2 separate regions of the Homo sapiens genome follow, and region 1 is linked to region 2. A link is an interaction called in ENCODE POLR2A ChIA-PET data of the cell type or tissue named here. Cell type or tissue: OCI-LY7. All regions are shown on one strand. Each heading gives the region's core, and the rest is flanking DNA. Links, peaks and the distances in the headings are about the cores only.

What was found. ChIA-PET counts read pairs that join two places held together with the same protein. Peaks named below come from ENCODE experiments on the same cell type or tissue, not always from the same donor. Only the 100,000 strongest peaks of a DNase experiment are listed, where the experiment ranks them.
Region 1: POLR2A ChIA-PET joins it to region 2 with 19 read pairs; 3 of 35 experiments call an interaction of 5 or more read pairs at or near these places.

The regions. Positions count from the first base shown.
Region 1 is chr5:142,017,075-142,033,723 of GRCh38, forward strand. No RefSeq gene overlaps it. Among named protein-coding and RNA genes, the nearest start is that of GNPDA1, 12 kb to the left of the region's middle. RefSeq lists an enhancer at 1,045-1,104 and silencers at 1,255-1,314, 15,710-16,004. In OCI-LY7, for the core only: no CTCF peak of the experiment used is centred there; a DNase peak (open chromatin) is centred at 8,007; H3K4me3 peaks cover 1,627 bases; H3K27ac peaks cover 1,234 bases.
Region 2 is chr5:142,482,922-142,499,570 of GRCh38, forward strand. No RefSeq gene overlaps it. Among named protein-coding and RNA genes, the nearest start is that of SPRY4-AS1, 170 kb to the left of the region's middle. In OCI-LY7, for the core only: no CTCF peak of the experiment used is centred there; no DNase peak of the experiment used is centred there.

The DNA.
Region 1 (16,649 bases), core at 3,837-11,836, 470 kb before region 2:
GGCCATGTTTAAAAAATACAATCTGCCACAGACACACACTAACTTGTTATTAAGATGTGATCTGGCCAGGAGTGGTGGGTCACACCTGTAATCCCAACACTTTGGGAGGCAGAGGCGGGCAGATCACTTGAACCCAGGAGTTTAAGACCAGCCTGGCCAACATGGTAAAACCCTGTCTCCACTAAAAATACAAAAATTACCCGGGTGTGGTGGCACGTGCCTGTAATCCTAGCTACTCAGGAGGCTGACGCGTGAGAATCGCTTGAACCTGGGAGGTGAAGGTTGCAGTAAGCTGAGATCGCACCACTGCACTGCAGCCTGGGTGACAGAGCAAGACTCTGTCTCAAACAAAACCCCCTGCCCCATTTGGCAAAAAAAAAAAAAAAAAAAAAAAAAATTTAATAAAAAGATTTGATCAAAGTAATTGACCATCTACTCTGTGCTGGTCACTGTGCTAAAAGTTTTTAAAGCATCGTCTCATTGACTCATCATATTTTTTCAAAGTGGGTGCTGCGGGTTGGATACATTCTGCCTAATATTTGTATGAAATGAATGATTTTGTCTTGAAGGAAAAACAACAACAAAACCTTGAAAACTTAATGAATCTTATGCTTCCATCCAAGCCAAGTAAATTGCCACCTGCCCTGCAGTCTTCTTTTTCATTCATTTATAAAATATTTATTGAGCCTTTACCATGTGCCCAGCACTATTTTAGGTTCTGGGGACACAACAATGAACAAAGCAAAGTCCATACCCTTGTGGACCTCCAGGCTCTAGGAATTACATTTTTATGAATTTTAGTAACTCGGTGTGACAGCCAGCCTCCAAGACGGCTCCTAGTGATTCACACGCTTATGTAGTCCCATTCCACAGTGGATGGGGTGACCTGTGTAACCCAACAGGATAGTGCAGAAATGATGGGTGTGTCTTCTAGGGTTAGGTCATAAAAGCCATTGCAGCTTCTTCTTTGTTTTCTCTCTGGGATCACCTTCTCAGTGATGTCAGCTGCTCCATTTCCACACTGGAGCAGCCTTATGGAAAAGCCCAGGTGGCGAGGAAACAAGACAACAGCCATGGGAGCCATCTTGGAAGCAGATCCTCCAGTCCCAGTCAAGACTGCAAATGACTGCAACCCTGGCCAGTAGCCTCACTGAAATCTCATGAGAGACCCTTAACCACAACCACAACCACAACCACTCAACTAAGTCATTCTTGATTTCTTGACCCACAGAAGCTGTGAGATAATAAACACTTGTGGTTTTAAGCTGCTAAATTGAGAATGATTTGTTATGCAGCAATATATCTAATACGCTCAGAAAAAAAATCCACAAATGGGGAGGGTGGCAAACAAGAGATTCAACCTTTGTAGCCAGTCCCTTGTGTCTGGAGGTGCAATGTCTGACCCATCAGAGACTCCCCACTCCCCACCCCTATACTCCAACATCCTGCCCCCTTCCACATGTTTGTGGAATCCCCTGCCAAGGCTTTTGCTGAGCCTTTCTTTCTGCTACTTGCTGTTTTCCACCTTTTCATTTTCTGAGGCCCTGTCTTACCTCCTATAATGATAGCCATATGTCACTACTCCCTGCATTTCCCATACTCCCTGTAGCTCAGTGGTACCTTGCACATAAAAGCCAAAGCCCCAAGTGGCTCAGAACACTGGCTCTGAAGCCCATTGGATTCAGATTCTGGATCAATCACTAATTAGCTGGGACACTTTTCTTAACCTTCCTGTAGTTCAGCTCCCTCAATTGTAAAATGGGGATAATCATAATGGCCACTCATAGGATAGTTGTGAGGATGAAATGAATTGACACGTGTAGAGCATTTGGAACTGCTCTACACAGTCTGTCACCCAGGCTGGAGTGCAGTGGCACTATCTCAGCTCACTACAACCTCCACCTCCCAGGTTCAAGCGATTCTCCTGCCTCAGCCTCCCAAGTAGCTGGGACTACAGGCACATGCCACCACACCCAGCTAATTTTTGTATTTTTAGTAGAGACGGGGTTTTGCCATGTTGGCCAGGCTGGTCTTGAACTCCTGACCTCAAGGGATCTGCCTGCCTCAGCCTCCCAAAGTGCTGGGATTACAGGCATGAGCCACTGCGCCCAGCCAACCACTAATTCTTTTTTTTTTGAGACGGAGTCTCGCTCTGTCGCCCAGGCTGGAGTGCAGTGGCGCAATCTTGGCTCACTGCAAGCTCTGCCTCCCGGGTTCACGCCATTCTCCTGCCTCAGCCTCCCGAGTAGCTGGGACTACAGGTGCCCGCCACCAGGCCTGGCTAATTTTTTGTATTTTTAGTAGAGATGGGGTTTCACCGTGTTAGCCAGGATGGTCTCGATCTCCTGACCTCGTGATCCGCCCGCCTCAGCCTCCCAAAGTGCTGGGATACTAATTCTTAATTCTAACTAAAAAATCTCTTTGCCCCAACAGCACACCCACATGACCAGCCAAAGTGGGGTTCTACCTTGCTTTCCTTTCAATTTAGCTCTGTTCTTCTCTTCCTTGTAGTAAACTTCTGTCAGTCCTTTTGGCTTCTCAGTTGTTTCTCCCTTCTTCTCTCTCATCTCAAAAGCCCAGATGTGAAACCACCAAAAACTGGCTTCTTAGAGGGCAGAAGAGAGGGGAGAAGCCTAGAAGGCAAAGGAATAATTTCTTTTTTCTTTTTCTTTCTTTCTTTCTTTTTTTTTTTTTTTTTTTTTGAGACAGAGTCTTGCTCTGTTGCCAGGCTGGAGTGCAGTGGCGTGATCTTGGCTCATTGCAGCCTCCGCCTCCCAGGTTCAAGCGATTCTCCTGCCTCAGCCTCCCAAGTAGCTGGGACTACAGGTGTGCGCCACCATGCCCAGCTAATTTTTGTATTTTTAGTAGAGATTGCGTTTCACCATGTTGGCCAATATGGTCTCGATCTCTTGACCTCATGATCTGCCTGCCTCGGCCTTCCAAAGTGCTGGGATTACAGGCATGAGCCACCATGCCTGGCCTTTCTTTTTCTTTTTAATTTGGTAAAACACACACACACACACACACACACACACACACACACACCATTAAGCTTACCATCTTAACCATTTCTAAGTCTATAGTTTGGTAGTATTAAATATATTCACATTGTTGTGTGACCAATCTCCAGAACTTTTTCATTTTGAAAAACTGAAACTTTGTAGCCATTAAACAATTTTTTGACTTAACATAATGTCCTCAAGATTCATCCATGTTGTAGCATGTGACAAGATTTCCTTCTTTTTCAAGGCTGAATAATATTCCATTGTATGCATATACCACATTTTCCCCTACTATCTGCCATCCATTTACTTAATTGATTTCAGTACACATGTATAGCAGTACCAGGATTGTAACCCTCACTCCCGTGTGAAACAACTTTATCAAATAGAGCACAGTGCTTATGTACAGCTTCTTTTGCCTTTCATCTGACAGGTTCCACTAATTTCCAAAGTTACTTGTCAGCATCTTTCCCCCTCTATAACTTTCAGTGAGGTTGTTTAATACATTTTAATGCAGTTATATTGTTTTGTCACATTCTACATTCTGTCCTGGGATCCTTCTCCTAAATGATTTTTTAAAAATTGGTATACTCTTTGTGCTATAAAATTCTATGGGTTTTGAGACATGCATAGTGTCAAAAATCCCCGAAAATATAGGGGATTTTTTTAGGACAGTGAAACTATTCTATATGACACTATGATTTAGGACCTATTTAACTCTCTGAACCCCTTGGCAATCATTAAACTTTTTATTCATTTATTTATTTATTTTTGAGACAGGGTCTTGCTCTCTTGCCCAGGCTGGACTGCAGTGGTGTGATCACAGCTCACTGCAGCCTCCACTGCCCAGGCTTAAACAATCCTCCCACCTCAGACTCCTGAGTAACTGGGACTACAGGCATAAGCCAACATACCTAGCTAATTTTTAAATTTTTTTGTAGAGATGGGGTCTCACTATGTTGCTCAGGTTAGTCTCAAACTCCTGGGCTCAAGCAATCCTGCTGCCCTGGGCTCTCAAAATGCTGGGCTTACAGTCACACACCACCATGCCCAGCTTTTTTTTTTTTTTTTTTCTGTGGAGATGGAGTTCTGCCATGTTGCCCAGGCTGGTCTTGAACTCCTGAGTTCAACTGATCCACCGGCCTCAGCCTCCCAAAGTGCTGGGATTATAGGCATGAGCCACCGCAACTGGCCTCACTGAGCTTTTTATCATCACGGTAGTTATGCCTCTTCCTACCACATTTTGATTATCCATTCATCTGTTGATGGATGTTTGAGTTGATTCCACCTCTTGTCTATGGCAGATTCCTTTTAAAGGGAGAAATGAGAACAAATTTAGTAATTTTAGACTCCATCACAAGAAAAAAACTATATAATAAATTGTGTGGCTCCAACATTAAATGAGAAAGCGGGTCATAGCTTGAAGAGTCTCACAGGGCAGAGCAGGGTACATGCAAGTCAGGGTTCAGAAATGGACTCCATGGCCACACTATCTGGCTTCGAATCCCAGCTCTACCACTTTTGGGCTGTGTAACTTCTGTGTAAGTTATGACATGTCTTTGTTCCCTAATGGCTTCACCCATAAAATAGGAAAAATAAGATCTACCTTACAGTATGTACTATTATTATCAAGAGCAGTTGCCTCACGAAGGGTAAATGATGTAATGCGTCTAAGGCAAATAATAGCTGCCACATTGTATGTAGTATTATTCTCAAGAATAATAATCTTGCCTGTAATCCCAGCACTTTGGGAGGCCGAGGCAGGCAGATCATGAGGGCAGGAGATTGAGACCATCCTAGCTAACATGGTGAAACCCCGTCTCTACTAAAAATACAAAAAATTAGCCAGGCGTGGTGATGGGCGCCTGTGGTCCCAGCTACTCGGGAGGCTGAGGCAGAATGGTGTGAACCCAGGAAATACAGCTTGCAGTGAGCCGAGATTGCGCCACTGCACTCCAGACTGGGCGACAGAGCGAGACTCCATCTCAAAAAAAAAAAAAAAAAAAAAAAAAAAAAGAAGAATCTCAGGGAGGAGCAAATGATTTGACAAATATAAAGCCCTTAGAACAGTGCCCGGCACAGAGTTAGCCCTCACTAAGGGACCATTACCATTATTACTAGGGTTTTGAGATGGGCTCAAAAGAGCCAGGATTTGATCATTTAAGAGGAGGAGGAAGGCATTATAGGCAGGCACAAACAAAGGCACAGTGGCACGGAGGCTGAGGGAGTAGATTTAACAAATAAAAGTACAGAACATCAGTGAAATCTGAATTATTTATAATTGCCTGTGCATATGTACACTGAGATAGAAAAATATTGCATGCACTGACTTATACTTTTAGTAAATTACTTTTAGTAACATATTCATTGCTTATCTGAAATAAATTGTAAATATCTAAATTACATACCTCTTTAATTATATTTCCCTGGAGATTTTGTGCTCCCTAATAGTTCTTCATTTTGCAGAATTTATGTATAAAATTCCTTACTATTAGTCTGTGTTCCATTTACATTTTATCATGACTTCTGCAGTGGTTGCATCCAATTTATTTTGTTCTTTTGGCCACTGAACATTCATTAATGAGAAATCATGCTTGACATTAGCTTTACAAGCCAGTGTATTGAACATACATAGGCATAAAGTTACCAACTCTGAGAATTACTCTTCAAATTTGATTGGCTGAAGCACATGTGTCATCTTTCATGCATAACTTGCTTTTCCGTTCTTCAGGATCACATTGCATCTTTTGATCAATGACTCTTTAAAATGTTGTCCACTGACAAGAAGGAGCACTGTCATCAGTTTTTATTCCTTCTTTTCATTACACTACATGTAGATTACAATAGAACTTTTGATGGATGTATGCAAACAGGTACAATGTTTATCCAAAGTTGAAGCAAAGCCTGAATGATCCTATGAAAGATATTGGCTGTCCTGCCCATGTTCTCATAATGCTGCTTAAATAGCACTGGATGTTTTCTATTGAGACTGAAGTAATTATCATGAAATTTTTCACGTAATGTAATCATTTAGGTTTTGCTTCAACTTTGAATAATCATTGTACCTGTATGCATAACATATAATGTAGTGTAATGAAAAGAAGGAATAAAAACTCATGTAATAAATTAAAAAACACATGTAATATAATGTAGTATAGATTTTATTCTTTCTTTTTCATCACACCACACATGGTGATTCCACTTGTACCCACACTGGAAAAGTATTTAGTAACATCCATGTAAAAAACTGAATTTTTCAAGGGATGAAATCCATCTTGAAAGATGGTCATAACAAGTGTTGTAATAATTGTCCACTCTGAGCTAAAATGTATTTTCCTGTTCATATGTAATGTCCCTTTTAACAATAGTTTTGATAATTCAAGGGATGCATTTTTCATCAATTCTCCTTCAACACATTCAACAAATACATTTAGCAATGGAGTAGTACTTCCATAACACTATTTGCTCTTTCAATTTGCAGAATCCTATAGCAGAATTGACACTGAAAACTATGAATGAGAAATAACTAGGCACCATTCAATGGATTATTTTAAAAGTCAAGAATTTTGGGGGCCTTTTCTTCATAATTAAAGTATAATTTCAGTGCTTGAAATAAATGGAAGATTCTCTCAACTATGTTTGTTAAAGAGATCCAATGGATTTTTGAATGCAAGAGAAATGAATAATTCCGAATGCCAAAATCATAAAAATCCTTAAAATGTTCAGTTAGAACCCTATAAATACTAAAGTAAGAGAACAATTTCATGATAATTACTTCAGTTTCAATAGAAGAGATCCATCCAATGCTATTTACGCAGCATTATGAGAACACGAGCAGGACTGCCAATACCTTCCATAGGATCATTGAGGCTTTGCTTCAACTCAAATAAATAGTGTACTTGTAAGCATACATCCAACAAAAGTTCTATTTGTATTATTTCCAACGAAAGCAGTAAAAACGTTTTCATTAACTGCCAACTCAAGAGGCTCTGCAAATATTTGCTATTGTTTCTGAAGTCTCACCTGGAAGGGATTCTACCTGCAATTGCCTTGTTGCAAGTGTTTTTATGAGAAAACTAGTGCGCGCAGGAAAAGTTGTACCTGTATTGTGATACTTGTATTGTGGCTATGCCACAAAAAGATGAGGCATTTAGATATTTGATAATCTCTGTAATAATAAATGAAGCTATTATATTTTTTATTAGGGCAGTCGATTTTATCCTAGCATTTGAAATTTTGCTTGCAATTTTGGAACCAGAAAATACTTTGTCAGTAGTATGTTCAAATAGTTATTTGAGCAGAAAGACTGATAATGATATAGTGTGGAAGGCCATTACAACTTCTATTACAACTATTTTTGTCTTAATCTGAGTTTCTCTTAATCAAAAAACTTTGTTGGTGTATCACTTTTCTTAGTACTGGTTGAGAAAATCTTACATCTCTTTTATGTTTAGCCATTCATATATGCTAGTTTCCATCTAACTTTCTATCATTTTTATACTAAATGAACAATTACTGCACAAAGAGCTTCAAAAGGACTTTTCCTTGTTTAATAAATGTCCACTGGTCAGAAATTTCATCACAAAATTTACACTTGCTTTTTGACAATCAGTGGTTCAAATATACGCAAATAAAAAACAGATCATATAAACTACTGCAAAAATGGAAGACTGACTTTGCTAAGCTCAGCCGCTTCAGTACATCTGTCACTCGTAAGTCCAAACTCATAACAAACCATAAACAAGGTCCAACTGTTAAAAGAGTTGCGTTACATTGAACCTGACATCTGATGCCAAAAGAAAAAAAAAGTGAACTTCCGGTTTGCTTGCAAGAGAGAACCGTACCTCTATGGGAAAGTCTCCCAACCCCCAGGGCTGATTTAGTGTAAGGTTTAGGGAAGCGGGTCATGCAGGGTCTGGTGGCGCTTCTGAAGCCTAAGTATTTAGGAATCTAAGGCCTTTCAGCTGTGTTAGCAAATCACAGGCGGAGGCTGCCTTTCGCCTCCGACTTCCGGGAGCGCCGGCGCTAGAGCGAGACACTTGCTCATTGGCTGCTGTCGAGCAGCGGAGGGGACCGAGGGGCCGGCCCTGATGCGCTGCCTTTCGGGCTGTAGTGGATCCGCTTACTTTTAGGAGTGCAGTTACTGCAGCGATGCTGTCGCCGACTGGCTGATTTTCAGAACGTGTGTATGATTAGAAGTTATCTCTAATTAACGGTGGCTCCTGTTCATGACTTTGGGCTTCTGCAAAGAACAGTGTTTTCCTTTCCCGAATAAAAAAATAAGTACCCTTAATTCTCAGTCTTCCCTTCTGTTCTTCCCTCAGCCGAACCTGCATGAAACCAAGAAGGTATTGTCCAAATCTTTATGGAGATACGCTTTTCAGCTAGTGTTGCCATTTAGGTGATTTAATTTAGGTGCCAGTTACTGTCGAGGAAAAGTAGCTCTGATGATTTTTGAATGTATTGAAAAAAGCTGAACACAGGACATTCAAGGAGTCTTGACAAAGTCAAGTAGACAAAATACAGGATGTGCCCCACATACACAGCCAACTCTATGGGGAAAGTGAGACGGGAAGGGAGGGAAAGCCCCATATCCGACAGAAAGAAATCTAAGTCCTTTGTCTTTCTGGAAGGGCATCCATGGCATCCCGGCTTGTTAAAGAAAAATATTAGAACAACCTAAATATCCGTCAATCAGGGACTGATTGAATAGTTTTGCACACTTGTAAAATGGAATACAATGCAGCTACTAAAAAGGAGCCAGTTCCATGAGCTGATAGGAAGACTACCACAATAGTTAAATAAATTTTTAAAAGCAAGATACAGAACTCCGTATAACATGTGTGCTAAAACATGCATGAGGGTAAGGAGGTAAGAATAAATATATGTTCCTGCGCGCATAGACAATTTCTAGAAGGATGCTAAAGAAACAGGTCGCAGAGATCTCTTTGGGGGAAGGGAACTAAAAGGCAGCAAGCGGAGGGAGTCTTCCTTTTTATGGCATATCCTTTGATACTGTTTTCATTTCTTTATTCTCTGTGATGCATTATGTCTATATATACACATATATAATAACAATATATATCATATCATATATATGATATATTGTATATAATATATATCATATATAATATATGATATATGATATATAATATATAATATATACATATTATATATAGTCTATATGTATATATATACATATATGTATATACATATACATGTATATGTATATACACATATACATATATATGTATATATACACATATACATATATATGTATATATACATATACACATATATATACATATATGTGTGTATATATATACATATATATGTGTGTGTATATATATATACATATATATATATATATACAGAGTCTCTCTCTATCGCCCAGGCTGGAGTGCAGTGGCGCGATCTCGGCTCACTGCAAGTTCCGCCTCCCGGGTTCACGCCATTCTCCTGCTTCAGCCTCCCGAGTAGCTGGAACTACAGGCGCCCGCCACCGCGCCCGGCTAATTTTTTTTTGTATTTTTAGTAGAGACGGGGTTTCACGGTGTTAGCCAGGATGGTCTCGATCTCCTGACCTTGTGATCCGCCCGTCTCGGCCTCCCAAAGTGCTGGGATTACAGGCGTGAGCCAACGCGCCAGGCGCATTATGTATATTAAACAATTTTAATTATATATTTTATATATATATATAGAGAGAGAGAGAGAGAGACATTTATTGCAAGGAATTGGCTGATACTGTTGTGGGAGTTGGCGAGGGAGTTCTGAAATCCATATGTCAGGCTGTGAGGAAGGCATGCAGGAACTCTTGGGCATGAACTGAAACTGTTGTCCAATTTCTTCTTCTGGAAACCCTCAACTCCTCTCTTCTAAGGCCTTTCAACTGATTGAATCGGGCCCACCCAGATTATTTTGGACAATCTCTTATTTCTCCTTCCTTCCTTCCTTCTTTCTTCTTTTTCCTTTCTTCTTTCTTCTCTTTTTTTGAGACAGAGTCTCACTCTGTCGCCCAGGCTGGGGTGCAGTGTTGTGATCTTGGCTCGCTGCAACCTCCGCCTCCTGGGTTCAAGCAGTCCTCCCACCTCAGCCTCCCAAGTAGCTGGGACCACAGGCATGTGCCACCACGCCCGGCTAATTTTTTGTATTTTTTCTAGAGACAGAGTTTCACCATGTTACCCAGGCTGGTGTCGAACTCCTGGACTCCAGCGATCCACCTGCCTTGGCCTCCCAAAGTGCTGGGATTACAGGTGTGAGCCACTACGCTTGGCCTCTATTTCCTGAAGTTAACTGACTATGGACTTTAATCATATCTACAAAATAACCTTCACAGCAACAACTAAATTGCTATTTGATTGACTGAGGACTGTATCCTAGACAAGTTAACATATAAAACTGACCCTCAACCTATATTAGTCATTCTTCACTGCATGACAAATTACTCTAAAATGTAGTGCCTTAAAACAACAACATTATCTTAAAGTTGCTGGAGGTCAGGAATCTAGGTGCAGCTTAGCTGGGTCTTTTTTTGTTTCCTTAAATTTTTTTTTTTTTTTTTTTTTTTTGTGGAGACAGGATCTTGCTTCGTTGCCCAGGCTGATCTCCTGGTTTCAAGCAATCTTCCTGCCTCAGTCTCTCAGTCTTCTGGCCTCAGCCTCCCGAAGTACTGGGATTACAGGATTGAGCTGCCACACCTGGCCCCTATCTAGGTCTTTTTTTTTTTTTTTTTTTTTTTTGAGATGGAGTTTTGCTCTTGTTGCCCAGGCTAGAGTGCAGTGGCACTCTCTCGGCTCACTGCAACCTCCACCTCCTGGGTTCAAGCGATTCTCCTGCCTCAGCCTCCCAAGTAGCTGGGATTACAGGCACGCACCACCACACCTGGCTAATTTTGTCTCCTGGTTTCTACTTTATTTGTTATCCCTAGTGTAAGAAAAAAGCAACCTTGATGTTATTGCACACTTTATAGGCTAGGACACACACAGCCTTCTTGACTGTTCTGGAGGGCTGCTTTTAACTGTCTTGCCAGAGCATATTTACTATTTCCCCATAGTATATAATCCTTGGGTGTGGGGAGTAACACATCTACCTGTCTTGTGGCCATGCAAGACCACACTTCTAAGTTACCTTAACAAATAATCCTCTACCAACAAGCTGGATTTGTCAGCCTCCTTTGATTTCTTGGCTCTGGCATTTGGGGGTCGCTCTGCATATCCAGCCCCTTTGCGGAACACTGGCTCACTCACATGCTTATTGGTAGGATTCAGTTGCTCATGAGCTGTCAGCTGGAGGCTTCCCTTGGTCCTTGCCACGTAGGCCTCTCCGCAGAACATCTCACAACATGGCAGCTTATTTTGTCAGAGTGAGCAAGAGACTTTTAATTATTTTGAAAACAATGAATTTTTAAAAATCGAATGTATGGGCTGGGCATGAACAGGAGGCATGGATAGATTTGCAGGTGTGGACAGGATGTTTCTGAGCCTGGTGACCCTTCTGCAGGTGGGTGGACCTCCGCGCCTGGCTGATCAGCTGTGTGGGACACTTCCCACGTCTCCAAGTCTCTTCCATATCACGGAGCACAAGAAACAGCCTGGGTGGAAATGGGGGAAGTCCTAATCCCAGAGGGGAACAGCTTCATCCCACATAGCGAATGACTGAGAAGAAGAGCTCATGATAAATGTGCTTAACTGCACAAGCAGCCAAAGGGCACAGGAACCATCTGATTATTCTGTATAGAATTCATTTCCTAGGCCGGGCACTGTGGCTCACGCCTGTAATCCCAGCACTTTGGGAAGCCGAGGTGGGAGGACTATGAGGTCAGGAGATCGAGACCATCCTGGCCAACATGGTGAAACCCCGTTTCAACTAAAAATACAAAAATTAGCCAGGCGTGGTGGTGTGCACCTGTAGTCCCAGCTACTTGGGAGGCTGAGGCAGGAGAATCGCTTGAACCTGGGAGGCGGAGGTTGCAGTGAGCCGAGATCGCACCACTGCACTCCAGCCTGGGTGACAGAGCAAGACTCCGTCTCAATAAAAAAAAAAAAGAGAAATTCATTTCCTGAGAGCTCCCTACTGCTGATGGACAGAAACACCAAGGAGGGAGTCTCTGGAGCTTCCTTGGAATTTCATCACAAAAAGTCTCCTCTTTGGGGAGTCAGCTTGCTTTGAAGGTAATAACTCCTTTCCTGCCAAAAACAGTTATCTGCAGCACGAAATGTATTACAGAGAGGTAGTATGGTAAACATTGGTGAAAATGGAGGGGTTGGGAGCAGCAGAACTCACTGTAGTGTATAATCACCCTTGTGCCAGCTGCTGATACTTACTGAACACTTACTGTGTCTTAGGGATGGTTCCAAGTGCTTTTCACACATTATCATTTCACTTAGTCCTTAGAACAACCCCCTGAGGTAGGCATTGTTTTTCCAATTTTACTGATGAGAAAACTTGCATAGACAGGTTTATAAGTCACCCAAAGTCACCAAGCTGATAAGTGGCTGACCTGGGGTTTGAACTCCGGTGTCTGTACTCCTAGCCATTCGACCGTACTGCCTCCAGGAGAAGGCTTCTCTCCAGCACAGCCTAAAAATGAGTTAAAAACGTCAGCATTCATTGAGTCCTTATTGTGTTCCTCAGGGCTAGGAGAGATGCCATGGGCAACATTTGGTGTTTCTGAGTGCCAGGGTGGCTCCTAGAGTGTGAATGTTGTGTGTGTGTAAAATATACATAACATCAAATTTACCATTTAATTCATTTTAAATGTACAGTTCAGTGGCTTTAAGATTTTTGTATTATTATTATTATTATTATTATTATTTTTTTGATACGGAGTTTTGCTCTCGTTGCCCAGGCTGGAGTGCAATGGTGCGATCTCGGCTCACCATAACCTCTGCCTCCTGGGTTCAAGTGATTCTCCTGCCTCAGCCTCCCGAGTAGCTGGGATTACAGGCATGCACCACCACGTCCAGCTAATTTTGTATTTTTAGTAGAGACGGGGTTTCTGCATGTTAGCCAGGCTGGTCTCGAACTCCCAACCTCAGGTGATCGGTACTCCTCAGCCTCCCAAAGTGCTGGGATTACAGACGTGAGCCACTATGCCTGGCCTTCTACCACTTGTTAATAGCATGTGCATAAGCTTAGTTATGAGTCTGTTTGAGGCTCAGTTTTCCTATCTGTAGAAATGGAGATGTTGATAACTTCCATTCATTTATTCATTAATTCATTCAGTGAATCTGTTGAGGGCTTACTGTGGGCCAGGCACTGGGGATATAGTGAGAATTCATAGAATTTACAGAATGAGGGGTTAGGAGAGAAAGGGAAGGACCCAGGGGTGAATTACTTTGCAAAGGGAAGAATCATTTGTCTTGGGAGTAATCACTCCCTTACATCATAGGTACACAGTGAGTATACCACTGTGAGCCTGCACTTTATTCCTCTCTATCCCACTATCCAACAGAAGACCTACAAAAACAGATAACGTTATTTAGGGTTCTGGGGTTGTAAGCAACAGAAACTGACTAGCTCAGTTTAACAAGGATTACTGGGAAATGATTGGGATTGCTCCAGAATCAAAAGAAGAGATAAACAATCAGTCCTCAGGGAGGCCCCGAAGAGCCCAGGCAGTGACAGGAATCTCAGCGGCAACTGTTTGTGGCCCAGCCTCCCTTGGGGCTCTTCCTTAGATGGCCTGCTCCAACCTTTGCCTCCCATCTGAGAGTCTCCTGCCCCAACTCCCAATGCCTGATTGCCCCAGCTCAGGGCACGTGGGGCAGGGCTGCTGCCTACAATTACAATTAGGCTTTGTAAACTTCAGGGGTTACCCATCATAGTCATCAGAGGTTTGAACACTCATTATGACAATTGTCTAGCAAATAGCAGTAAAATGTCGTGAGGAATGGTGTCTTTGTTCAAAGTCACCACTGAGGCAAAAAGAGTAAAACTTTATCTAGGACTGAGAGTGAAAATCAACTTGTCCTGGAAAAGAAAACAGCAGGTTAAGAGGACAGAAAAGTTAAAGCCAGCTACAAAGCCGGCAAGAAACATTGTTCCTCCCAATGTCGTAGTGGCTGTGAAATGCTGTAAGGACCCTCTGCAAGTGGCCACTGCTCTCTTACCTATGACCAAAGACAAAGGCAGAAGCGTGCTTTGCTATTCTCATTTAATACTGGGGATAACCAACTGCTCAGCTGCCCTGGCCTCATGACAATGCTCAATCCGTAGTTAATCCTTGCTCTTCTTAATCCCTCATCCAAAACAGCATCCAATCCAGACTGATGCCTGCTTCCCTTCAACCCTCCTTAGAATCCTTGAGCAGGAACCCAAATCTTGCAAGACAGCTGCCCTCCTTCCGGAGATCCTCTGGAGTGCTCCACCTTACTGCTCGGAGGAAAGAAATCTGAATTCCTCAGACTGTAGGCTCATTTCTGGTGGTCTCTGGCTGATCAGGTTTTAAAGAAACTGTCAGGGACTGGAATAGAGGACTGTAATTGGCAGTCCCACCAGAACCATGGGAGAGGGGTAGGCAATTCCCCAAAGGAAAATGGAGTGCTGTCATCAGAAAAAGGTGAAGGTATTGAGCATCCAGACCCAATGGATGGCTCTTGGAGTAGGTGCTCAATTAATCCTAGTTGTTATTCGTGAGGTTGTCTTTTAGAGACACTACAGCAAATTATATAAAGTTATAGATTATAATAATGCATAATAATGATTATTTGCTGCGTGGCAGGCATGATATATCTACTACCTCATTTAATTCTTAAAGCAAACTCACACTTACTTTATAGGTCTCCACAGTTTCTAGGACATGCTTTCTGTATAGGGAGCATCTTCCAGTGTGAGTACTGGTGATGTTCCACTCGTCAGAGGGACACAAGGAAAAGATGGCAGTTGCTATCATCTCAGGATACCATCTCAGTATCTAGGCCAGCCTGACAGCGCTCCTTGGATCCCTGTGGATCTCCGTGGGGCTGTGTGTGAAGTCCAAAGCGGCTTCAGACCCAACTTACTCTGCTGTGGGGCAGGGGACTTGTGCTCTGCTCCAGCAGCACTGACAATAACAATAACTAAAAACACTTAGAGGCTGTTTTACTACATGCCAAGGACTGTGCTAAGAGCTTTACGTGTGTCATCTTATTTAACAGATGAGGAAACCAAGGCCTGAAGATGTTCCTTATGAAGGTCACACAGTTGATAAATAACAGAGCCAGGACTTGAACCAGAAGCTGTCTAGAGCTCATGGGCTAAACTACAGGCTGTATTGCTTGGCTGATCTGCGACCATCTGTAAATGCAGCCTCTTTATAGTTTTTACTTGTTAATTTATGTGCACATTTCATATGTGAATATATTTTTAAGTGAATTAATGTATAAAGCATAATTAGCACAAGGACTTGCTCATGAGACTGTCATTATTATTATGGTTATTTTGAGATGGGATCTCACTCTGTCACCCAGGCTGGTGTGCAGTGGCACAATCATGGCTCACTGTAGCCTGGACCTTCTGGGCTCAAGTGATCCTCCTGCCATAGCCTCCCAAGTAGCTAAGACCACAGGCATGCACCACCACACCTGGCTAATTTTTTTTTCTTTTTTTACTTTTGTAGAGACAGAAGTCTCACTATGTTACTTATGCTGGTCTTGAACTCCTGGGCTCAAGCAGTCCTTCCACCTTGCTTCCCAAAGTGCTGGGATTATAGGCGTGAGCCACGGCACCTAGACAAGACTGTCATTATTATTTCAATTGCAAATGGATGTGTTCTCGACAAATATATAAGCCAAATCCTATTCCGTTTGTAACTTTAGCTTGTGATTCCCGTTTTATCTTCATTGCTCAGCAATGCACTGTTCACCACAGCTCTTAAATGCCCTCTATCTCTTCCCTGAACATCTGCCAAACTGCTCCCTCGCGCTCTTAACGTGGCAAACACTTACAGGCGAGTTCCTGAAAAATAAGAGCACCTCTTAGCAATTCTTTTGGGAAAGGAAGAATCCTGTTGTCACGGGATAGATGTCCTCACCCTCTAATTTTTCCGTTCATAATTTCAGGAATCCTCTCCAGGATTTGAAGAGGAAAAGGTGGAACGGAGTCTGTGATCACTGTTCCACAGACTGGGGAAAGCCCAGGGGAGCCTTTGTCACTGACAGTAGCCAGCATGGCTCAGACTGTAGGCTCCGGCCACCAGCAACACCTTCCCTGTAGGCATCTGGGTAAAGATGCGGGCTCCTTGGCCCACCTTGACTTACCAGAGCCGTATCTCAAGGATGGTGCCCATGACCCTGCATTTTTAGCACATTTCCTAAGCTATAGTCTTATTCTAACATTAATGGGGAGGAGCCTGGGGCAGGACTGCAATCACTGTTAAAGGAGCGAGTATGTTTACAAAGCGCCTCATAGATTACTGCCTTTTTGTAACTGGACCCGCGTTTGTCTGCTCTGCTCTGCTCTGCCATTCAAAAGCCAAACACAAGAGGTGAGGTTTGGTGGGAGGAAAAGCAGGTTTTAATCAGACAGCCAGCAAACCAAAAAGATGGTGAGCTAGTGTTCTAAAATACCATCTTAAATTTTAACATTTACCTTAGGGTTCTTAAGGGGAAACTTGGTGTGGGAGGCATGAGGGAGCGGTGCAGGGTACAGCATCTGTGTGTCTTGTTC
Region 2 (16,649 bases), core at 5,141-13,140:
CTGCTACCTCCACTTCCCAGGTTCAAGCAATTCTCATGCCTCAGCCTCCCAAGTAGCTGGGATTACAGGCGCCTGCCACCACACCTATCTGATTTTTGTATTTTTAGTAGAGACAGGGTTTTGCCATGTTGGCCAGGCTGGTCTCGAACTCCTGACCTCAAGTGATCTGTCTGCCTCGGCCTCCCAAAGTGCTAGGATTACAGGCATGAGCCACCGTGCCCAGCCTGTAATTGCCTTATGAGAAGTACAAATAAAATTCAGTGAAGGGAATCGGGAAATGTGATATTTTAAAAATGGTACTTAAGATGTTGCTTGGTATAAAAAGACCAGGGACTTTGGAATCAGAGCAACTGGGTTCAAATCCCATCTCTGCCCTTCACTACCCTGGGGATCGTAGGAGTCACTCAGTAACACAAAGATAAGAAAGCTACCCCCAGGGGCTGCTGTGTTATGTGAGAAACACTTTAAGCCCCCAGTGCCTGTGGTAGTACCAGAGGTCGGCTCTCAATGGCACCCCTTTCCATAAATCCGTATTGTTAATTGTAGCGTTTGGTTTTGGTTTTCATCAACATTCTACTCTCACAATGTGGTATTGTCTTGGGATGGTCTATCTGGGCATCTGGCTCTGCCAGGAGAAGATGAGTTTCTTGAGGACATGGACTGCCGTGTCCCCAGCGTGGGTGGCCATGCCTGTCGTGCAGGGGACTGTTGATCAATGATAATGGGTGCATGCATCTAGCAGAGACACAACTGTTCTGTACGGGCAGGAACCCCAAGGGATGGTCTGTTCTGTTCTCCGTCTCTGCACCTCAATACCCCAAAATTGTTTCTGACAGATGGATGTTTAGCATGTTCTTGAAGGAAGAAGCGTCTGTGCCCCCTCTAGGGAAATGCACGCTGGGTTTAACCGCATAATTCAAAACAGGTGAAATGATGCCGGCATACCCACCTCTTCTAGCCTGGATTCTGTTTTAATGCCCTAGCTTTTACAGGAATAAAAGAGTATTGATTTTTCCACTGCAAGGGCTGTAGCCAGATTTGTTATTATTTTTAAATCAGAGATACTTTTTAAAACATGGAAATTTTTATGTTAGCTAAATCCTAGTTATCCCAGGAATGCCTAATGTCAAATAGTAGCCTTTCCTGGCATATTTCTCCTCCTGCATTTTTTAAAAAGAGCTTTCTGTTTGTTTGTTTCTTTTTGCCTCATAGCAGCTCTGCCATTAAATACATAAGACACAAAAGAGAGACAATCTAAATAATTATCCTTAGGAAATTTTATTAAGATACGGGTGGGAAGAGGGGGCACAGAGGCCACTGCCTCCTTGCGAGCTCAGATGCTCACCGATGTTGCTGTGTATCACCCCTCGCTTCTGCTCGCCCTGTATCAAAACATAGTTTAGGGAAAAGGTCACTGTGAATTTAGAGATGACATCTGGAATTGTATGTCAAGAAGCTTGAGTGTGTTGTGAGTGCTCTTCTGGTGGGCAGTTCCCTACTCCTCAGGGTTCCTCCCCTGGATCACAGAATGTGGACCACCAAGACACCCATGCTCTGGGGTCTCTGGCAGCCCTGTAATGCTGCAGCCACAAACCATGAGGGGCTTCTCTTCTTTTATCTTCTTTGTCATAATCAAAACCTTGACCTGTGACAGTGAGCTGCCAGGGGACTCCATTGCCTTGGAGTCTCCCTGGCTCCCCAGGATAGAAAGCTTCATCAGAAAAGAAATGCCCACTGAAAGTTGCTATGGCAGATGTCCCCCGTAAAAGAAACCTGAAGACCTTGAATAAAGGTGGCACCCAAGTGCCTACTCTGTTTAAAGAATGTGTGCAGCATCCAGCAAACAGGAATGCATGCTCATTTTCTTTATGTGGATTGGTGTTAACGGTTGGGTGACATGCTGGGGCTTTGATGACACCACTTGCATCTGTGAGTTGATGGGGCATCTGCAAGAGTGGAGTTAAGTTTAGTCCATCTTGGTTATGGTGGATGCTTCTGGAGTGAGTTAAGCACAGGAAAAGGGGCGGAACACTCACCCAAACCAGGATGTGTACCAGAGAGGGCTCCATTGTCTACAGCTCTCAAGGCTGTGTGTGATGCTGTGACTGCCTCCCCTCCCAGAGCTTCCTGCCTCCCAGGAAGAATGATCATTCCACTGTGCCTGCACATTCCTTCCCCTCTGCTGATAGGAACTTAGCCTCCAAGGGTTTGAAAACCAGCCTCCAGGGCTTGCTCTGCTCTTTACCCATTGCTGCTTATAAGTCAGGACCTGTGAGTGATAAACCTCTCCACCCCAGCCTTCACACCAAATGGAAAAAGATGGGCACCTTGGAGTATTCCTTTGAAAGATTACTGATTTCTCCACCCCACCACCACCTCCATCATGAAAGGTCCATCGATAGCCATCAGATTTCTGAACACACTCAGGTTTAGTGTCCCCTGCTATGCACCAGCCTTGGAGGCCTGGACACCCCTCCTGTTATTGGTGGATCCAGCCAGTGGTGCCTGACTCTTTTGCTCCTCACCTCCACCACCTCCTCTTGGACTTGGTTCTGTTGTTCATCCCTGTGTGGTACATGTCTATGGCCTTTCTTTCACCAGTGGCTTATTTCTCCCATTAAGATGTCCAAGTCTCACTGATCCTTAAAAGGGACCATCCCATGGCCCCATATCCTCTCTAGCCTCCACCCCAACTTTCTTTTCTCTTTCTCACCCAAGTAGTCTATGTGAACTCTGTCCACTTAACTCTCATCCTCTACCCAACTCATCGCTCTCTGGCTTCTTCCCTCACCATGCGAGGGAGCAACGCTCCCTGTGGCACCCACAGCTCATCTCCCCAGTGCTGTGTCTCCTTTGGCTCCTCCTGTCTTTGGACCTCCCTGCTGCACCTGGCCCAGGTGGGCACTGCCTCCAGCTTCAAACTCTCCTCTCTTAGCTTTTGAGACTTCAAGCTTTCTTGCTTCTGCCCCAATTTATTTGACCATTTCTTTCTCTTCTATATGAATTTCTCTTCTATTTCTAAAAACTTGATGGCCCCAGGGATACTTCCCTGACTGCTTCTCATTCTACTTCATCTCTGGGCAATGGCACCCACAGTCAGGGCTTCTGCTGCCACCTAAATGCCGGTGACTCCAAGATGTATATCTGCAGCTCAGACCTCTTCCCCATCAGAGGTGTCAGATGGAAATGTCCTCAGGGGCCAAGCAGGTAAAGAAAATGAATGAAACTGACTGTGAGTGTGGCAGACCAGAGAGCTGCTGGTTTTAGCCAAAGTGGGTGGCTGCTGCTGGGCTCCAGCCAACTCTTGATGCATAGGAATTCAGAGCCAGTGTCACCAGATTTTCCAATTTTCCCACAGAAGCTAGAAATACATAATCCTATTTGGAATCTCTCAAAGAGTAAATGTTGGTTCAATTTTTTTTTTAACATCTTTCTGAACCAAAGCCCATCCGAGAACTAGATCTGACTATGGACCACCACCCTGGGATCATGGTTTGCACTCCACTGACTGTTCAATGTCTTATTCCAGTGCCCATGGGCACTTCAAATTGAGCCTGCCCCAGACCATCTCTTCCCCAAACCCACCTCTCCTCCCCACCGTGTACCTTATCTCAGTTAGCAAACTTCCTTCTAACCTGCTCACCCAAGCTGGAAATATGGATGAGGGTGTCCTTTCCTTCCTCCTTTCCCTCCTCCTCCCACATTCACTAAACTCTACCAACATAACTTGCTAAATAAATCTTACCTATTCTTACTTCCCCATCCCTTACCACCATTATTGTAGCTTGGGCTGCTAGCATCTGTTGCCTGGCCCAGTAGCCTTTCAAGAGTTTTGACTGATGATTCATAGCAGTTGACTCTCACCATGTGTAAATTATGCTAAGCCAGACATGTAAACTTATCCCCTGACAATGATTGATTTTGGAATGGGGTGTGTGACCCAATCGGGGCCAGTGAGATGGGAGGGAGGGTTTGCTGGGAAGCTTCTGGAAAAGTTATCTTGCTAAGAAAGAGATACATAAAATAGGCCAGGCATGGTGGCTCACGCCTATAATTCCAGCACTTTGGGAAGCCGAGGTGGGTGGATCACTTGAGGTCAGGAGTTCAAGAACAGCCTGGCCAATATGGTGAAACCCCATCTCTACTAAAAATACAAAAATTAGCCAGGCATGGTGGTGTGCACTTGTAGTCCCAGTTTCTCAGGAGGCTAAGGCAGGAGTATTGCTTGAGCCCGAGAGGAGGAGGTTGTAGTGAGCCGAGAGCATGCCACTGCATTCCAGCCTGGGCAATGGGAGTGAACCCTGTCTCAAAAAAAAAAAAAAAAAAAAAAAAAAAGATACATAGAAGAGATGGCTCCCTTCTGTCTATGGTCATCACTGTGCCTGGATGCCTGGATGTCACCCTGGGAACTGCTGCAGCCATCTCTTGAAGATGAGAAAAGGCAGCCTGTAGGCAGAGCCAGCCACAGAGAGAAGTGGAGTGATGAGAAGGAGAGCGGTAGGGAAACTGGGTCCGTGGTGATGTTGTTGAGCCACTGAATAAGTCTTCCGTGTTGTTTGTCATCTCAGAGCTTCCAGCTATACCAGATAATACGTCCCTTGATAAATTCAGCCAATTTCAGTCAGAGTTTTGTGTTTAAGGAAGCCAAAGGCATCTTGGCTGGTACCCCTGTCTCCTGCCTCCAGGCCTGTGCTCCATCACTCCACGTGACATCTGACTGCCAGGGTGGTCCCTCAGGATGCTAATCTGATGGCATTGCCTCCTGCTCATGGCTCCTGTTGCCCATAGGATAAAGCCCCAGGACCTTGGCAGAATATACAAAGACCTCCATGACCAGGCCCCCTGCCTCCACAGCCAAACCAGTTCTCACTCCTTAATGCAAACCTTATGCTCACTGTAGTCTGCCCTGCTTGCAGTTCCCTACATACATCAATGACACTGTTTAACTCTTTCATTCATTTGACAAATCCACACAAGTGCAGACTCTGTGCCAGGAGCAGTTCCATGTGTGGGGATACAGAAGGGAACAATCCGGATGAAGTCCCTGCCTTCACTGATGTACCGGCTACTGCTCCAAGTCCTCTGCTGTCACCATACCCTCTCCCTAGAGTGCCTTCCCCTCTGTCTTGATCTGACAAATGCCTTCTTTTTTCAGTGCAGTGTTTAGCCCTTGAAATAGCTTTACATATAGGTTGAGTATCCTTCATCCAAAATGCTTGGGAACAGAAGATTTTCAGATTTTGGAATATTTGCATTATACTGGTTAAACATCCCAAATACAAAAATCCAAAATCCAAAATGGTCCAATGAGCATTTTCTTTGAGCATCATGTTGGCCCTCAAAAAGTTTTGGACTTTGGAGCATTTCAGATTTGGGGTGCTCAACCTGTATGTGTATTTCAAGTTGTTTACCAAATTTTTTATATTTTATTATATTTTATTTTATTTTATTTTATTTTAGGAGATGGAGTCTTGCTCTGTTGCCCAGGCTGGAGGGCAAATGGCGTGATCTCAGCTCACTGCAACCTCCGCTTCCCAGGTTCAAGTGATTCTTCCACCTTAGACTCTTGAGTAGCTGGAATTACAGGTGTGCACCACCATGTCTGGCTAATTTTTGTATTTTTAGTAGTATTTTAGTTTCGCCATGTTGGTCAGGCTGGTCTCGAAGTCCTGACCTCAGGTGATCCACCTGCCTCAGCCTCCCAAAGTGCTAGGATTACAGGGTGAGCCACCACGTCCGGCCCAAATGTTTTATTTTGAAAAACTTCAAACACAAAGAATTGTACCATGAAATATTCATGTATCTTCACGTAGATTCACTGATTAACATTTTGCCATATTCTCTCCTCACCCCTGCTGTATGTATGTGCGCGCGCGCGCACACACACACACACACACACACACACACACACACACACACAGGAAAACAAATGTTTTTCAGAACTCTTTGAAAGGAACCTATAGATATCATGACTCCTCACACATAAATAGTTCAGCACGTGTTCCCTAAGGCTAAGAATGCTCTTGGCCGGGCGCGGTGGCTCACGCCTGTAATCCCAGCACTTTGGGAGGCCGAGGCGGGTGGATCACGAGGTCAGGAGATCGCGAACATCCTAGCTAACACGGTGAAACCCTGTCTCTACTAAAAATGCAAAAAATTAGCCGGGCGTGGTGGCGGGCGCCTGTAGTCCCAGCTACTCGGGAGGCTGAGGCAGGAGAATGGCGTGAACCTGGGAGGCGGAGTTTACAGTGAGCCGAGATCGCACCACTGCACTCCAGCCTGGGCGACAGAGTGAGACTCCGTCTCAAAAAAAAGAAAAAAAAAAAAAAAAAAAAGAATGCTCTCTGGGAGCCTGAGGCAGGAGGATCTCTTGGTCCAGGAGTTTGAGGTTGTACTGCGCTGTGATCCTGTGATCGCGCCTATGAATAGCGACTGCTTTCCAGCCAGGGAAACTAAAAACAACAACGAAAATGCTCTCCTATATAACCACAATGCCATTATGCTCAAGAATTTTAAAATCAATATAATAATATTTAATATGCAGTCTGTATTCAACTTTCCTCAATTATCAGAAATATGTTTATGGATTTTTTTTTTTTTTCCCTACCAGGATCTTCTGAGCTAAGTTCTCATCTCCTTCTGGGGGCCTTCCTTAAACTCCTTCTGGCACTCACTGCTTCATGCTTCCAGAAAGCCATGTGCAGGTGGCTGTCATGGTCTCAGCCTCTCTTGTTACATGTGTCCACCCCTGTTTATATTGAGTCCCATGCTATGCTCACCTCCGTGTTCTCAGTGCCTGGTGCAGTGTGCGGCACATAGTAGGGACTCAGTACTTTTTGGTTGAGTGGATGATCAAGTAAGTGGCAGAATTAGAGACAAAACCCATGGCCTCATAGCTATTTTCTTGATTCCATATTTAACTGCTTTTTGCAGACAGTGATTGTTAATAATGTAAGAGCGGAAAGTCCTATCTGCCAAATGGTGAGAAGAGAGAGGTAATCTAGAAAGATAATTGTGAACAATGGAAAGAACCAACAATTAATGATGTTCAAGGTCATGCCCTTATAGAAGCATAACCCAGATCTCTGAGAACATCCATACAGGCAAAACCCTGCCTTCTAACAGTTGTTGCAAAGCCTCCGTCGTATTTGCAGTCATATCTTATAAACAGAATCCAGGACTCCTTCCAAGTGAAATGACTGCAAACCCCACATCTACCTAGAGCCACACTTTCTCCCAAAATGAACTTGTTAGCCCTCCAGGATGGGCTGATAAAACCAGGGAAAGTGTCTCTTAGCTTGGATGCATCATTTCTTCCCTCTTCAGTTCTAACTTTAAGTCTGGAGTTGGCTCTGATTTTTTTAAGTATATAACAGCTGAAACCATAATTAATATTTGGATCCAGGGACTCCAAATGTGAACCCAAAGAACATTTCCATTTTACTGGTGACTATTCCCTAACCAAGAAGAATGTGGAGGCAGGATCAAGGTCAGCCAAGTTATTCAGAAAGAGGCTGGCCATTTGTGGGAAGCGACCACTTGCTATGTTTTTTGGAGGACTCACTTTTTCTTTCCTAACTGGCCACAGTGTATGTTGCTTGGTCTCTTAAGACCCCTAGGTTCACTAGGAAAGTTCTTTCCAGCAACCACAGGGACCAGTCTAAAGGCCAAATAACCTGTCCATCTCACACTGTGCTGTGCACAGCTCAGACATCTATTAAGAGCCAGGCATTGTGGATACAAAGGTAAATAAGCCACAGCCTCTAGGAACTCATCATCTATGGGGGTAGGCAGACACACATAGTCCTCCACTTTATGGAAAATGCAGTGGGAGAGACAGGCGTGGACACTACAGAAAGGGTACCAGTCCAACTTGGGGAGGGCAAGTCAAGGAAGGCCTGGCTGGGGAAAGTGGGCACGGACTAGACAGGAATGAGGTAAGCAAGTTGGAGGGCTGTCTAGACAAGGGACATGGAAAGAGGCAATTATGGATATAGTCATCATCCTGATGAATGTGGGGACAAAGTGGACATTCACTATATGTTAAGATGATGCATGAAGAGTTCCATTTTTTTTTTAATCACATTATGCTGACAACAGAAGGCCAAAGACTATCTCCGAGTGGACATGGAAAGTCTTTGCCTCCCTGACACTGGGTGATCCTTTAATGTTATTCCCACTAAGGGTTAAAGGTTGAAGACAACCCCCACCCCCCACAGAAAAATTCAGTGAAGGTAATTATACCACCATCTATTTAGCTGCTAAAGAATTTACCATTCAAGGAGATGGGACCCTGCCTCACCAGAGGCGTTTAACAGGCCAGCGCTATCACATTACCCAGATTGTATAAAGAGTATGAATGATTTCCGCTCACAGACCTCTAATGGAGGTATCTCTTTACAAAGCCCCTACTTCAGGCCAGCTGAATGCCTCAGCAGTGCCTCCGAAATCCCGCGGTCCTAATCCCTTTAGCAACAAAGATCTGTTTCTTTGCTTAGCATGAAGTAGGCCTCAGAGGCCTGTGTGTGTCTTCGCCTGTAGGCCAGAAGCCTCCTGTTTACAATTTCCCTATTCCTGTTTTTAATGTTGTTCTGAGAGCAGCCACAAAGGGCTAGTTTTGTCCAGCAGGAACAAGGGAGCTATTAGAGAGAGAGGGAGGAAGGAAGGAAGGGGGATCGCAGGGAGGACTCCTCGAGGGATTAGCAGACACAGCTGTTCCCGAAGGGAGAGGAGCTTTAGGCTGTTTATAATTTCCGTCACATTTACATGTTTTAATATTTTATTTCCTTATTTTTTTTTTTCTGATCAGTTTCCTATCCACCATGTAAAGCGAGCATCTTGTGGCCATATTGACAGACTCAGAGTACCTGTTTCAAATGTTTGGGTCAGATGCTGCTTTTCCCTTCAGTGCTGTGCAGCTCTGGTGTGTCGGCCTCCAGCTTTTCCTGGGGTCACAGACCTCGCGACCACCAGGTGCCCAAGGAAATCAGTCGTTGAGGCGAACGGCTTCACTTCTTGTCCCATTTGTGTGTGTGGCTGGAATTCTCTAGCCTGAATGATTCATTTAGACTCCATAGACCACCACCTGTATTCACAGAGTCTCAGACCGACTTTTAAGATGCATTTCATTTTTGTCTCAAGGTTACATATCTAACCAGTGTGTTATAAAGGGTATTGGCCACAGGTAGAGAATGTATCATATTCCATATTTCTAAAATGGCTTATGGCAATTGCTTTAAGAGAATTATCCATGATTTCATCCTAAAGCAAACAAGTTTCCATTTGTGTCACCTTGTATTTCTTGTCTATGTACATACTCAGTGTTTGCATTTTACAATAAAACCAAAGATAGAATTTTAGTCTTAATTTTCCATAATATTATGGCATGCATATTATCCAAGAAAATTTGTTTCCAAAACAAAAAATTCCAAAAATTTCTATCCAAGAAAATTTGTTTCTCTTTTTTTAAAAACACCTCCTCCCTCCTCCTCTTACTCTCTTCCCTGTTACAAATATTCGCAGTGGGTTGTACATCCCTCCACATCTAGCTCTGTGCTCAAATAATCGTATAAAAGCTTTTTAAAATCTTGGATTGGAGGAATCATTATTTTATTAAAATGGAATTATATGTTATCTATTTCCCTGCATGTTTCCTTACTTAATATACAGAGGAAAATGCCTTTAATATAATATTTTTAAGCTGACATGGTGTATGCAGGGTCACCTTGCCTGAGAGCACCCTTTGGTTAAAGTTGCAGATGCCTATGTATATGGCAGTTTCATTTGTGCTCTGTTTTTCTTAAGTTTTACTTTTTCCTGGGGAAATTTAGTCAAGAAATAAATGACTTTCTCAAATGTCCAGTCGGCCCATTGCTGACCCTATGGGCTCTCATTGCCTTGGGGTAAGTTTCCAGACTTGAGCATCTTTTAGATCTGGCTGACATGCTACTACTGTTACAGAAAAGTTCCTCACGATAGTCTCAAAAGTTAAGTATATGCGGTTTCCTTTTGCAGGGGCCTGGGATGTGAGCTAATCTTTAAGTAAAAGAGAGAAGGGACAGTGATTAACATTCTCCAAACTCACCGAGGGACAGCTGTTCCAAACCCTTCCTTCCTGCTCAAAGTAGTTTTCAAGAGGAACCTAAGAAAAAAAAATTTTTTTTTAAAGAAGAATATGGAGTTCTTCCAAGATTGCTCAATTTTCTTTCTCTAAAGTAAAATAGTTCAAACCACGTGCCAATCCAAATGCACTTTCTGTATTCGGCCCCACTGGAAATGTGGACCATAAGATAAGATGCACAGCTTCTGGAATATTGTTTTTCAGATCTGGCCAGGAAAAAAAAAGCCACAATTTCAGCTGCTTTGATTTCCCCTCATGCTTTTTAAAGACAAATGCAAAGGATATTTCAGGGAACATGAGCTTCTGTGAGCCCCTGTCATCTCACTGCCCCATTGAATAGCTTTCTTTGGCAGGATTACAGATCTGAGGTGGTGATTATTGTTTTGGTGATAACATGCATTTTGAGGGGACCATTTTCTGATGCAAAAACTTTTTTTTTTTTTTTCACCCAGGCTGGAGTGCAGTGACATGATCTCAGCTCACTGCAACCTCCGCCTCCCGGGTTCAAGTGATTCTCCTTCCTCAGCCTCCCGAGTAGCTGGGATTACAGGCATGTGCCACCAGGCCCAGCTAATTTTTGTATTTTTGGTAGAGAAGGGGGTTTCACTAGTTGGCCAGGCTAGTCTTAAACTCCTGACCTCAGGTGATCCACCTGCCTTGGCCTCCCAATGTGTTGGGATTACAGGCGTGAGCCACTGCGCCCAGTGAGAAAAGGTTTTAAAGATGTCTTTGCATTCCAAGTATAAATTAAAGGTTCTGTGAATTTTACTAAATGCTTTTATTAAAAAATCTAGAATTACCCAATATACACATAACCTTTAGGTTTTGAATGTGATTGTTTCGTTAGCCCATGCCAAGGACATGCCCTTAACAGACGAACTATCTTCCTTCATCTGAAAATGGGGATTCTTTGATGCAAAGTGGTGCACGTATGGGGCCACGATATAGGGCAGGATCTCTGTGTAGCCATCCAAGGCAGCAAAATCAATACTGACCGTCAGTGGGTGGCAGACACCACAGTGCCAGCATCTTACATTCATCAAGACTATGTTAATGAAAATGCAGATGGGAGAATGCGTCAGACCCTTTTCTGGCTTTAGAGTGTGTATCAATTTAACTAACTCCATATACATGATCAAATTATAGGTGAAGAAAACAGAAGATGAAATTTGTCCCTTTTCCTTTTGCCCAATATACAATCTAAAAAATTAACCAAAAGGGCAAAAAGGAAACTTGGTAACATGTTAGTTTTTTTCAAAATTGATTTATTGATTTTTTTTTTTTTGAGACTGGTTCACTCTGTCGCCCAGGATGGAGGCACAATCATGGCTCACTGTGGCCCTGACCTCTTGGGCTCAAGCAGTCCTCCTGCCTCAGCCTCTCTAGCAACTGAGACCACAGGCTCATGCAACCACACCCGGCTAACTTTTAAATTTTCTGTAGAGATGGGGTCGCACTATGTTGCCCAGGATGGTCTCGAGTGATCCTCACACCTTGGCCTCCCAAAGTACTGGGATTATAGGCATAAGCTACCATGCTGAGCCAGGATTTATTTATTTTTTACAGTAAAAACTGCCTTTTCCAGGAAATAATAAAAAACATAATACAGAGTCAAGGAGAGTAAAAACGAAAGTCAAACCCCCCAGATTATATTCCCCAGTAACTACTATTTATGTGAGGTATTAAAATTAAGGAGAAGTACAAACATGCTCTCGTGGCCTAAGTAAAGACCAGCTCTAAATGATGCCAGTTCAATCAATTGAAAATAAAAAAATTCATCCTGAAACAATTTTTTTTTCATGTGATTATCCGGACAGCAGGGAACCAAGAAGAGTATTGGGATGGGGGCAGGAGGATGAAGGGAGGGCTGAGCTTCCAGGAACCCTGCTTTACAGAGCAGTTCTGGTTTTTTTATTTTTTCTTTTTTTGAGATGGAGTCTCACTCTGTTGCCCAGGCTGGAGCGCAGTGGCGCAATTTCAGCTCACTGCAACCTCCGCCTCCTGGGTTCAAGAAATTCTCCTGCCTCAGCCTCCCGAGCAGCTGGGACAACAAGCGCCTGCCACCACACCGGCTCACTGCGCCCGGCTCATTTTTGTATTTTTAGTAGAGACGTGGTTTCACCATGTCCAGGCTGGTCTTGAACTCCTGACGTCAGGTGATCCACCTGCCGCAGCCTCCCAAAGTGCTGGGACTATATGCGTGAGCCACCACACTTGACCTGCTACACTACTTTTAATGCTGCTTCGACTAATAGTATTTAGGCCTTATGTGGGCAAAGTCACAGTTATGGCTATGGATTGATTTTTTAAAAGGTGCATGCTTAGAATCGTCCAGATTTCAAATCTTCCAGGGGTTGGAAGTGATTGGAAATGTTTTCTCATGTTGAGTATTAAGAGAAAAAAAAACAACTCCAAATGCCCTACCATCTGTCTATATTACAAATTGCCCAGAGCTATGAGAATAGTTTTCTGTAGGAAAAATCGTGGTGGCTTATACACATAAAATGTGAACTTGCAGTTGCTGACAAATGCTGCTAGACCACAATCATGGTCCACCAAATTACATTTGTGGAGTGAGAGAATCAGAGGTCTTCCTTCCTATTATTGATTGTTCCCCATGTCTCATTCTGATAAAACATTCTTTCCTTGGATTTTAACCAGTGACATGGTGCAGAATTAGATCCACATGTGTTGATTTTTCCGTTCTATTTTTTCCCTTGGAGTCTGAAGAACGTCAGTCCTGGAATGCATGCATCAACCCTTTAGAGAATATTTTCTATGAACAAATACTCTAGCCTTTGTAACTACAAGTGCTGAAGTTACAGTAAAATATCATCATAATCCCTATTTTCATTTGCTTCTAACTTTCCAATAAGGTATCCTTTGGGTTGAAACTTTCCATGCTTCATTTCATCTCAAAGGTGAATTTATTTTGGAAAGTTCACACTAATTTAATTCAGGGACTTGGAAGGGATGTGAGAATAAAAATATACCTTCTTCTGCTCTGCAAACAAATGTAAGACTTCGGTCATAGATAACTCCAGAGTAGCCAAGCAGTGGAACAATAAACAGGTCTCCGAAAATCTGTTGAAGTAAAGCAGGTTGAAGTGATTAACCACAGATTTCTTGCACGCACTGAACAGCCTGTAGTGCCTTGAGGCTCTCTGGACTCTTCTGAAGGACCATGGCCAAAATGGGGAATCTGGGGGCCTGGGTGGGAGAGATGAGAGATTTAATTTGGGTCAGGGCAAACTACCGTATGGTCCACAAAGTTTTAAAACACACTGATTATTGTCAAAGGCTCTTCTTTTAAAAGAGGAGCTGATTGAAATGCCATAGAGACTAAGTTACTCAAGCCTGTGACATGATGTCTATGAATATAAGGCCAGAGTCCCTAGGACATTGAAATAGAATGGTCTAGAACAAGGTTTCTCAACTTCAGCACTACTGATATTTTGAGCCAGATAATTATTTGTTGGAGGTGGTGGCGGCGGTGGCGATTGTGTTGGTTGTGGTAATGGTGGTGGCAGTGGCGGCAGTGGTGGCAGCAGTGGCTTCAGTGTCCTGTCGGAGGTCTAGCAGCATCCTGGTCTCGACCTACTAGATGCCAGTAGCAATCCTCCCCCTCAACCCCCTAGCTCAAGTCATAACAATAAAAAATGCCACTGGGCATTATCAAATGCTTTTTTGGGGGTAGGAATAGCACCCAGCTAAAAACAGATAGTGAAACTTAAGAGTTTAAACCCATCTGAGCAAGGCATTTACAATAGAATGGAATCCGTGCAGTAGAAAACCTGACTTTTTTTTTTCTTTTTCTTTCTTTCTTTCTTTTTTTTTTTTTGAGACAGTCTAGTTCTCTCACCCACGCTGGAGTGCAGTGGCATGATCTCAGCTCACTGCAACCTCTGCCTCCCAGGCTCACCATGTTGGTCAGGCTGGTCTTGAACTCCTGACCTCCAGTGATCCACCCACCTCGGCCTCCCAAAGTGCTGGGATTACAGGCATGAGCCACTGTTCCCAGCCAAAAACCTGACATTTCTAATAAAGGCTTCTTAAAAACTAGAATCAGCATTGCAAAGAAGTGGCCCTCCCATCCAAAACCTGTCCTCCCCTGAGTTACACCTGGCACAAAGCAGATTCAAGCAGGTTTCAGACTCTAGAGCCCTGTCTCTTAGCCTCTGTGCCATTACACTCTGCCTGTACAACTGTATAAAGCCTTCCTTACCATTATTAAAAGGAAAGGTTTAAAAATACGTCTTTAGTAACCCAACAAATACTTATTAAATATGATAGGGCCCCATACTATACATTGTGTAAGACAATAATGATCACAATGTAATCCCTCCCCACAGTTGTGGCGCATAGTCAGAAGACTTAGAACATAACAGAACAGTGCAAAATGTGAAATGTACCTAAAACAAAAGTACAATCCAAGGACAACTGAAGTAAAAAGACTGTAGAGAACTTTTAACCTGGAGTAGGAGAAAATCAAACATGCAAATTCCCTGGAGAGATGAACACTGTCCTGTCTCCTATGAGACCACACTGTGTGGCAGGCACCGTCCTAGGCACAAGGGATAACAGTCTAATGAGGGTGGCAGATGTGAATCAGATGATCACACAGATTTTGGTGAGAGGTGCTAAATTTGAAAGGGACATGGTATGATGACTGTGAAAATGATTGAACTTTCTTTCCCCCTCCCCCTCCCCTCTTTCGACAGCGTCTTGCTCTATTGCCCAGGCTGGAGTGCAGTGGTGCAATCTCAGCTCACTGCACCCTCCGCCTCCCAGGTTCAAACCATTCTCCTGCCTCAGCCTCCCAAATAGCTGGGATTACAGGCGTGTACCACCACGCCTGGCTAATTTTTGTATTTTTAATAAAGAAGGGGTTCCACCATGTCGGCCAGGTTGGTCTTGAACTCCTGACCTCAAGTGATCCTCCTGCCTTGGCCTCCCAAAGTGCTGGGATTACAGGTGTGAGCCACCACGCCCGGCCTGGACTAACTTTAGATGAGTGGTCAGGGACATGATGGCTGACCTGAGTGCTGAAGGATAAGTAGGCGTTTGCCAGGTGAAGGAAGTAGGTATATACATGAATGTGTGTGTGTGTGCATTGTGGGAGTGGGAAGAATGAGGATATTTGAGGTAGTGAGATCAGCATGTGCCAAGGTCCTGAGGTTGAAGAGAACATAGGGCAGAGAGGCAACAGGAATCCAGTGAGACCAAGGCAGTGAGGGGGAGTAGAGACGAGAGCCTGCAGGGCCATATACGCTATGGTAACAATGTTAGTCTTTATTGAAATAGCAGTGGGACATCATTAAAGCATTTCAGGGAGATGAGTGACATCATCTGATTTGAGTTTTCAAAAGATCCTTCTGGCCGCAATGTGGAGAATGGATTAAAAGGGGCCAGAGTGGGCTGGGGCCTCTGTGGTTGTTCAGATGAGAAACCATGTAGCACAGAGGCCCATGCACGAGTTTGCTTTTGTTCTTTTTCATGGAAAGATCTTGCCTTTTTATAAGAAAAAAAAAAAAATGAGAAGACTCCAAAGGAGTCCTCTGTTGAGCTGGATGGTTCCATACCTCTGTCCCAGCTTCTGGCAGGTGCCAACAATGCTTGGGATTTCTTGGCTGGTGGATAACATTGCTCTGAGCTCTGCCTCTGTTTGCACACATTGTTCTCCTCTCTGTGCGTATTTGTATCTCTCTGTCTCTTTTCTTTTCTTTCTTTTTTTTTTTTTTTTGAGATAGAGTCTCGCTCTGTCTGGCCCAGGCTGGAGTGCAGTGGTGCCAATCTTGGCTTACTGCAGTTTCTGCCTCCCGGGTTCAAGTGATTCTCCTGTCTCAGCCTCCCAAGTAGCTGGAACTACAGGCATCTGCCACCACACCTGGCTAATTTTGTATTTTTGGTAGAGACGGGGTTTCACCATGTTGGCCAGGCTGGTCTCGGACTCCTGACCTCAGGTGATCCACCCGCCTCGGCCTCCCAAATTGCTGGGATTACAGGCGTGAGCCACCGTGCACAGCCTCTCTGTCTCTTTTCTTAAAGGACACAGGTCACTGGAGTTAGGGCCCACTCCAATCCAGTATAACTTCATTTTAATTTAACAAATTACATCTGCAAGACCCTATTTTCAGGTAAGGTCATATTCTGAGGTTTCTTGTGTATAAGTGGAATACAATGATTCAACTTAGTACACAGCCCATCCTGACAGTGTCAGGACATTGGGTATAGACTTATTTCAACCAGAAGAGATCTGCAAAGAACTCCATTCAAGAAAAGCATCCTGAAGTTAACATCATCAACTGGAACTGAGTGGCCTCTCTCTCTAGGCAGGCAGGGACCCTCTGGTTATCATGTAGCCTGCTTTGTTCATTTATATTATCTGGCTGGCTCCCATAGACATTTGAGTTTGTGACCCCAGGTTTGCAGTAAAAGTGAACAATATTATAATGTGGGAACAACTGGAGGCTGCCGGGGAGTGTGTGACAGGGGGACCGAATTTAGTAAAGGTTGCGGAATGGGTGAA